Regions from separate parts of the Homo sapiens genome. Here region 1 is linked to region 2. A link is an interaction called in ENCODE POLR2A ChIA-PET data of the cell type or tissue named here. Cell type or tissue: MCF 10A. All regions are shown on one strand. Each heading gives the region's core, and the rest is flanking DNA. Links, peaks and the distances in the headings are about the cores only.

Region 1 (4,377 bases), core at 60-4,059, 120 kb after region 2:
GCTCCCCAGGACGTACTTTCTCCACTTTCCTAACCTTTCCTCCTGGTGAGCCTGTGTGGTCAGGACATAACACCCAATATCTCTGAGTCTCCGGGGATACAATTTCATCCTCTGCCACAGAAGTGACTTTTCTAGGATTGCAGCCTCGCAGGTGACCGCTAGGGAAACACATGCCCTCCAGGAGGCTCTCTGGCCTCTGTATCAAGGTAACTTTTTCTGCCCATCTCTTTGCCTCACCCAAGGCCTCTACTATCCAAGAGGACAAAGAACCAGGGAGTTTTTCTTCTGTCCTTTGTGACCCCACTGGCCTTTATTGCTGAATCTTGCTGTTCCCTTGAGGGAAGGACTTCTGTTTATAATTCTTTGGATATAAAAGGAAATAACAGATTGTAGAAGGTGGGGGCTAGGAGGTAGGGGCAAAGGAAGGGGTTGGAGGATGGGAGGAGGAACTCAAGCTGTGCTCAAGCCTCATAAAGACAACCTGAATCCCACCCAATCTGCCCAAAGCCCAGGAAAGGCCCCTGAGTGTGGGCATGAGCTGGGCAGGCAGAGGCTGCCAGCATAGAATGTGCCCTTGCTTCTCCCAGGTTTTGGGCGAACCAGCCGAGGAAGACTTTTGCCCTCCCTAGTTGCCCAGAGAGGCCCACATTCCAAGGAAAGGGGAGCCCTGACTCTCCTATCTTGGGGCCTTGCCCTCTCTACCCAGGTCACCTGTTTACCTGTCAGAAGGGCTATTCTGTCCCTGGGGAGCTAGAGGGGGTCTGACTTTGCTCCTTGGCTGAGCTGCTCCCTGATGAGGGAGAACAGGCTTACAGAATCTGCCTGAAGCATCTCTGCTGCTGGCATTCGTCTCTGCCTGTCTTCTAGCCCCGGAGAACTCCAGGATTAAAGACAAAAGGCTAAGTTATACCAAAATGAAGGGAGAGAGGAAGGAAGGAAGAAGGAAAGAGGGAAGGAAATGCTTTTTTCTTTTGCTTCCTACCTCCTGGAAATGGGCTGGGGGTAAGGGCAGAGGCTGAAGCTGGAAGGTTGGCGGGGGTGGGGGATGAGGGAAAAAGTCGAGGAAGGTCCTAGAGGTCCCCCCACCCTAAGAGTTTCCACTGAAGGCACCACATATGAACGCAGTCCCCTCTATGGCTTCTGAGGAGAGAAGAAAAAGGCAGGGGAGACAGGAGAATCAAGGGAGGGCACGGCTCAGTCCAGGAAAGGGGTCCCTCAGTCTGGCCACGGCAAGACAGTCCCTGAGGAGGGGAGTCAGGGCCTGGGGAACAGGCCTCCCCACATCTGTGATGCTGGCAAGGAGGCACAGGCATCATGAACACGGGTGGGTCAGGGCCGGGGCTGGAGGAAACACTGCTTTCTGGAGAGCAAGAACAGAGGGAGCCACGGAGCCACTGGCCACCTCTGCCTTCCTCCTCACTGGGCTGGCCACCTCAGGCCTGGCCCCACCTGGCCCAGGAGGATGCTGGCAGGGGGCTGGAAAAGGATTCTTGCCCCAGGTCCTGGAATCCCAGGAGAGTCTCACACTTCCGCCCTGGAGGCCTTCTCCAGGGTCAGGGCTGCTGGAAGTTCTCTGCTAGAGCAGCCAGTTTCCCATTTAGCAACAGCTCTCCTAGCCCAAGGCGGCACATGCCTCATGCGGTTACCCTGAGAAGAGTCCCCCGAAGCTCTCAGGGCAGGAAAGAAGTTTCACTCCTTGGCCTCCCTGGGGCTTCTCAGTCTCTGGAAGGCATGCGGCAGGTCCTGGGGTTCCCCCTTGTGTGGCTGGGGCCTCTCTCCAAGGAGGTCTGAGAATTGGAAGCTAATGGGTGTGGGCATGAGGAGGATGAGAGGCACACAGGAGGCTGATGCCCTCGGGTGAGAGTCAGGCTGAGAAGAGCACTGGCTAAATCAAGACTTAAGATACACACACGGCTTCCTGCTCCAAGCCCCAGCCAGAAGCAGGCACCATCAGGCCTGGGACCTGCTGGGGGCTTGATGGAGGGGCCCTGGTTCTGATCACACCGCCGTCTCCCGCTCTCTGTGAACTTCCTCCTTCTTCCTCTTCATTTTGCAGAAGCCGTGGAGACCACAGAAGCAGGCGAAAGTGAACTGGGGCATGCCCTACGCCAGGCTGGGGGAACACTCACCAGAGATCTGCAGGGAAAGGCAGGGGAGGGAGAGGGGGCAGGAGAAAGGCAGGAAGAGAGAAGCAAGCTGGGGTTAATGCTCCCAGAACCCTCTGGGTCTGGCCCAGTCATTGCCACTCCCTGAGGCGGCCCGCTAGGTCTCTCACACCGGCTGGGGGAGGAGTCAAGCCTCTAAACAACAGCTCTTTGAAACCTCAGTGTTTCCTGATCTGTGTGGAGCTGATGTCATTCCTCACATTGGAGACAGGGTGAGTCCAAGGGAGGAAAGAGAATGCCCAGCTGCTGCCTCCTTTTTTCCCCTCCCACCCGCTCTGCCCCACCTCATCACCATATACCTGTGGTTGGGGAACAGGAAGCAAGCTGGCTTAAAATAGCCTCCGGCTTGTGCCACCTTACACCAGGTTCTAGCTGGGGGCTTCCACTCGCTTCTGCAGGTTGCACACACGACAGGCCCTCCTCCATCCAAATGCGGACCCCTTCATCCAGTGTAGCTTTACTTTGACACCTGGGACCGAGTCAGATTCCTCCCTTCCTTAACAACCCCAAGTTGTCTGACACCCTAGGAAAGCCTATAGGGAGCAATTATACCCTTCCTTTGACTGCTCAGGGCAATGCAAATCCCATCCTCACCATGCAGAGAAGAGACAGCAAAGAGGGTTCTTTTAGCCAACAGGCTCTTTTATTTAGCACCTATGCTGGGCAAAGGGTTGAGAGGTAGATACAAAAGGGTAAAGACATGGTTTCTTCCCTGGCACATAAGTCTGAGGTAGAGGCTGAGGCTGGATCTGCCCCAGCTGGACACGCTGTCCCCCACCTCTGGCTGACCCGGCCCTCAGCAGGAGCCAGGGGCCGCTCTGGTATCTGTTGCAGTCTGGCTGGGGAAGAGAGGGAGCTTCAGGAGCTCAGCTTCAGTCTGCAAGAGTATCCCTTTCTCCAAAGGCTCATTTAGGTTTCCCTAGCCTTAACCACCTGCAGATTTTTCCAGTTCACCTCTCTGCCCTTCCTCTGCCCCTGGGCCTATGGAAAGGGAGCAGAAGTGCACTCAAGCCACTCAAGCGGAGAAGCTGAGAACAAAGGAAGGAAAGCGCCCTGCGTGGAGGTCAGGCCGGGGCCTGGTCTGAATCACTCCTCTCTCCAGGAAGAACATGGGGGCAAGCAGGTGAGTGAAGCCCAAGTGCTGCGGGGAAGGAGGGAGGCACAGGGCTATGCGGAAGGGGTTTGGAATAGGGAAGCATGAGGCGCCTCCCTTCTCCAGCCCCTCAAGCAATAGAGATTGCATAGGATGTCCTGGGTTACCCCAGCAAGGCACATGTGCAAAGTGGTTTCACTGCCTTTGAGGAATGTGGCATGGCCCAGATGGTGGCTCTCTGGACAGTTCCACTGGTCTGGACAACCTTGCCCTTTTGGAAAAACTTCCTTCGTGTTTCTCCAGACAGAGCCAAGGCCCACACCAAGCACAGTGCCCGGTGGATCCAAGTCCTGTCAAGATTCTCCCCTCCCTCAGCCTCTCAGCGTCCCGGTAATACAGCTAATAGCTGTAATTAATAGGTGCAATGCATTTCCACTGGCCAGCTGGATGGGCAGGAGGCCCAGCTTGAGTCAGCATGGGTAGGTAGGCTGGTTATTTAATAACCCGATTTCCAGCATCATTTACACACCCACTCTGGTGGAGTATATATAGTTAGCAGAGAGCAACCTCCAGGATATATATAGAGCCAAGACACAACTACTATATTTCTAGATCTATCCCCTGCAGCTATCTCTGGATCCCTCCTGTGACAAACCTAGAGAGAGACGGGGATCCAATCTGGGACTTAGGTGGCCTGGGTTCTATTCCTGGCTCTGATGCTAACATGCTGTGTCATCCTAAGCAAGTGGCTACATCTCTCTGGGCCTTCATTACCTCATTTCAGTGTACCAGGAGATTAGGCAAGATTTAACACTAAGACCCCAAACCTAAGGGGCTGGAATCCTAACTTGATCCGGAAGGAGGGAGGGAGGGCAGGTGGATTCCCGTGTAATCAGTTATTGTCACACGTGCACTTCTCTTGCTGGGGATATAAGTCAAGGGTATGATCAACAAAGCAGTCCCATGATTATTGAAAAATACATGGGGAGAAATTGACAGGCACAACAAGGCTAATCTGGGAAGGAACTCCCAACTAAAACAAGCCAGGCAGGTAGCAGCCCCACAAACAGGTCAAGGTGCAGCTCAGGGTCTCTGGCCCCAGAGTGCATCGATCCCCTT
Region 2 (4,377 bases), core at 195-4,194:
AAAAAAAATAAAAAATAAAAATAAAATGACTAAAACCAAGGAAGAGGGTAACAATTGCTGAACCAATCACCCAGAGGCAGGAAGGCCACATGCCTGAGACAGTCCTGGTCTAATTACTAATATTGCCCCTTTTACTCTCCAAAGTATCCAAGTTTAGATAATACAATATATGGCCACCCTACTCAGAAGGGGAAAGAAAACCAGATTCAATGATAATAACATAAACCTGAACATCTGATTAGTGGAGATGGCATCAAGAGCCCAGGAATCGAATCCTTATTTGCCCCTATAGAGCTATGCAACTCAACATAAGTCACTTGACCAGATAAGTCTGGTTAACTCATCTGGCTGGTTTTCATGTCCTCATCTGAAAAACGAAAGGATATTTATTCTCCAGTCATCTGCTGAGTGCCTACCATGTGCCTGGCTGGCACTGTGCTAGGTGTTAGGGATTCAGATAAAAAGTGGACAGTCCCACAGTCCAGTGGGAGGACTGACAATTAATTAAACTCCATTCTATTGTGATAAATGTGGCAGTTGATGTCCCTGCCTGCAGAGAGGCTCCAAGAGCACTGGAGAGAACTTCCTTTGCCCATAGGAGGAGCAGGGAAACCACCTCTGGGAGAAAAACTGCTTTCGATTTTGAAGGATGAGTGAGGTTTGCTAAGCCAAGGGAGGTGGGCTAGGGAGGGGCAACAAGGGCATTCCAGACAGAAAGAAAGGTTTGAACAAAGGCCAAAAAGAAAGAGCCATTCACGAATTTGCACATCAGGATCTCTACGCACCCTTCCAAACTCTAGAATTCTATGCTGAACTTCTTCAGAAATGGGCCACCTGCTACTATGCCAGGAAGGTGCTAGCCAAGTATTATTATAAGCAGCCCCATACTATGGCCACGGTAGCCTGCTTGAGCATAATTTCTGATTCTGTCCCAGTGGTTTTCTTGCCCCTGCAGTCCTAAACATTGGAAAAGGCAGCAGGGTTAATTCCTCATTCTATTTTGCAAACAGCACACACTGAAGTCCAGAAAGGCACACTGACTTTTCCAAGGTTCCACAACACATCAAGACACAATCAGGACTGAAGATGGAAGGATGGTGCCTGGAGAAGCTTCCATCTCAGCCATAGAGATTTCCCTGCCTGCCTCCCATCCCTGGAGAAGGGAATGCCCCATATCTTGCCCTAGGCCAGGCTGTGTAGTATCACCAGCCACCCCATCCCACTTACAGATATACAAATATGCCCACTCCTCTGCCAACACCCTGGAGAGGTAGGTGCTGTGGCTCAATTGGTAAACACTGCCTCCCTCCCAGGGACTCAGATCAGGAACGATCTGGATTCAGGAGAGGATGGTAGAAAGGTCTTAGAAAAAGAAGATCCAGAGATGCTGGTTCCAGGTGGAGGGAGAGAAGGTGCAAGCTGGGCATCTCTGGTCATAGTTATCACCCAGAGCTGGAGCCAAGATCCTTGATTTCTCTCTGGCCTTTTGTGGAGCAGCTGCTGTCTGGGAGGCAGGGCAAGGAGCTAGGGGATGACCCATTTAGATAACGGAGGAGAGGTTGGGCTGGGTTGGCCCAGGCTGGGCAGAGTGGGGGTGGGCCTAGGGGTGGCTCGCCATCCCACCACACCAGCCAGAGAGCTAGGCAGGGATCAGGAATGGGCTCCAAGGGGAGCCTGAGCCACCTCCCTATACTGTGCTGCCCCCTCCTTGCCATCCTCCAGCCCCCTCTACCGGGTTGCTGGGCAAGGAGCTTCCCTGCCCAGCCTTCTTGTGTGGTTTGGCTGGGGCTCAAGGACAAGAGTGGCCTGCAGCCTCCCTCCCTGCCGCTTAGCAGGCAGGTGCAGAGGGAGCTGGGAGGGCAGTGTCCTGCCAAGCAAGCCCTTGGCAGCCAGCCAGGCAGGAGTCCTTCTCTGGAGCTGGGGCCGAAGGAGAGACGAGGACTTTGAACAAAGCAGCAACCAAAGTGGTTTGGCTTAGGGAAGCCAAGCACAATCCATACTCTTTCTCAGGGTAGGACAGACCTCCAGGACGCAGGGATTCCCCAGGAAAGGGAAGGGCAGGACTTCATCAAAGCCAGCCTTGCTGGGATAATAACACTGTGTGTGTCAGACACTGTGCTAAGCACTTTACATATGCTATCTTACTTAATCCTAAGAGAATCCCACGAGGTAGGAATAATTATCACCCCTACTTTACAGATAAGGAAACTGAGGTACAGAGAGGTTGCACAGCTGGTAAGCAATGGAGCCACGATTTGAATGCTTGCAACCTTGACTGTCAGCTAGGCAGCATCCCCAACAAGGTTTGAAACCCAGGAATATAGTGTAGTTCACCCACCCAGAATCCTTCAACACAGTCACTGTATGTGAGGGTGGGGGTTGGTTCCCAGTGACTCTTCCCACCTGAAGCACTGCCTGTAGTGCTGGGAAAGACAGCGGGAGCTAACTGTTGGAATAACAAAGCACACTGAGGCAAGCCTGGGCTCATCTCAAGACCAACTCCCAGTCTAGGACTCAGTACTTGGTCATCCAGGAGCCCATATTGCAGGCATGCCACTCACCAGCTACAGGATAAGTCACTTCCCCTCTTCGGGCCTCAGCTACTCTATCTGTCAATGAAGGACTCGGACCACCTCAGTCATTTCCAAACATTTTGAAATCCTGCACTGCACTCCAAAACATAAAAAAGACAGAAGCACTCTTGCTCCAGAGCACCATACACTTGGACTCACGGCCCTAATGGTTCCCCTTGGAGGTAAGACTTCCATGCAGATCATCCAAAGGCTTTGGTGGACTCCACCATTTCAGAGACCCCAGCATGTGTTTTTCTCTTTAGGGGAAGGGGTGGCCAGGGGAGCTGGGTGAGTCCCAGGAGGAAATGTCATTTGGATACCAGGAATGTATTGAAGAGCCAGAGCAAATATTTGTTTTTCCTTTGATGTCCTCCTAGAGCAGCCATTAGTTCCGCCCACCTGCCCTTCCCTCAGCCAATCCCATCTGGCCCTGATAATCCCATCTAGGCAGGTTGGGAGCGGGAAGTGTGCTAGAAAGGTGGAGAGAAAATTGGGATGGAAGTCACCCAGCTGGCTTTCCTCTGAATCTAGCTCCCACCAACAATCTCAATTCATTCTAGGGGAGGTCTTGGGCAAGCTCCCACACCCCTCTCCCGCACTGAAGTATCCTGAGGCACTAGGTCTCTCTCGATTCACGAAGGACAGTCAAGAGGCAGGGGTGGGGTGGGGTGGGGAAGAGGCAATGCTCCAGAATTGAGAAACCATTAGCACAGCAGGCAGCTGCTCTCCAAGAAGGAAGGAGACCCTGAGCAAGTTCCCAGCTGCAGAACTGGGTGGTCTATGGATCAGGGAGGTTCACAGCAGGTCCCATGCCTACTGATCTTGGCTTCCTACATAGAGCAAGAGGCATGAGGCCAGGGAGTATCTTCTGATGTAATAAGAGCTGGAATCCCTGCCTAAATCCACTTAAGTTTGAAAACTGAAAGCTAGTTTATCTCATTCTGGAATCAAATGAGATCTCTCTCTTACTCTCTCTCTCTCATGCACATCCACACACACACCCCACAGTGACCTGGGTCAAGAGCCTGATGGGAACTCTGAACTTCAATCTCAGTTTCTCAGTCTCTGGGCCACCCCAGTCCCCACGACCCAGTGTCTCCACCCCCAAGAGGCACGAAGCACAAGCCACCAGCAGCTATTTTCCAGCTAAGCCCCTGACAAAGCCTGGGTCCAACAGCCTCAAGCCTGGAGCCTCACCGGGCCCTCACACTTTGCAGAAAGAGAAAGAAAAGGCAAGCCAGGAAGTACATGATTGCCCAATAGCTGTAACCTGGCAGCAGGCAACTGGGGACTGTGCCAGGCGATAGCAGGAAAAACATACTCGGTCCTATTGATGGGGCCATAATCTACCCCTTTCTCCAACATCCACTCTCCTTCACCAATGAAATGACTTCTTGAATTTCAAACCAGCTACTGGCTGCAAAAGCAAACACAATCTGGGGAAGTAACTGCTGATGTAGCCAATAGGGCAAACCATACACACACACACACACACACACACACACCCCCTCACAACCAGCACCCAACTGGATTTGGCAAAACATAATAATGCCTAAACCACCTGCTCTAAAAGGCTTGTTAAAATATACATTATATGGCCCTATCCTAGACCTTCAGAATAAATTACTCTGGGTGTGGAACCAGAGAATGTAAGTATTTTAAACAAACATCCCAGGTGATCCTTACGTACTTTAAACTCAAGTTTGAGAACCAGTTAACCACTGCTAACTAACTTTTGACAAATTTGCCATCCTTTCTGGGCTGCCCTTTCCAGAAATTCTCACTGCAAGTTCTTTTTTTGTTT

Evidence for each region. ChIA-PET counts read pairs that join two places held together with the same protein. Peaks named below come from ENCODE experiments on the same cell type or tissue, not always from the same donor. Only the 100,000 strongest peaks of a DNase experiment are listed, where the experiment ranks them.
Region 1: POLR2A ChIA-PET joins it to region 2 with 5 read pairs; 7 of 35 experiments call an interaction of 5 or more read pairs at or near these places.

What each region holds. Positions count from the first base shown.
Region 1 is chr1:205,438,927-205,443,303 of GRCh38, forward strand. It overlaps BLACAT1 (BLACAT1 overlapping LEMD1 locus), which reads right to left. Exons shown (of 2, transcript NM_001397426.2): 2 at 1-2,136. The coding sequence starts at 2,100. The coding sequence ends at 1,999. It also overlaps a transcript of LEMD1 not described here. Among named protein-coding and RNA genes, the nearest start is that of MIR135B, 7.3 kb to the right of the region's middle. RefSeq lists enhancers at 893-1,472, 1,473-2,054, 2,456-2,575, 4,296-4,377. In MCF 10A, for the core only: no CTCF peak of the experiment used is centred there; a DNase peak (open chromatin) is centred at 2,315.
Region 2 is chr1:205,315,875-205,320,251 of GRCh38, forward strand. All of the region lies in intron 1 of NUAK2 (NUAK family kinase 2), which reads right to left. Among named protein-coding and RNA genes, the nearest start is that of NUAK2, 3.7 kb to the right of the region's middle. In MCF 10A, for the core only: no CTCF peak of the experiment used is centred there; DNase peaks (open chromatin) are centred at 1,877, 2,477, 3,017, 3,887 and 1 weaker place.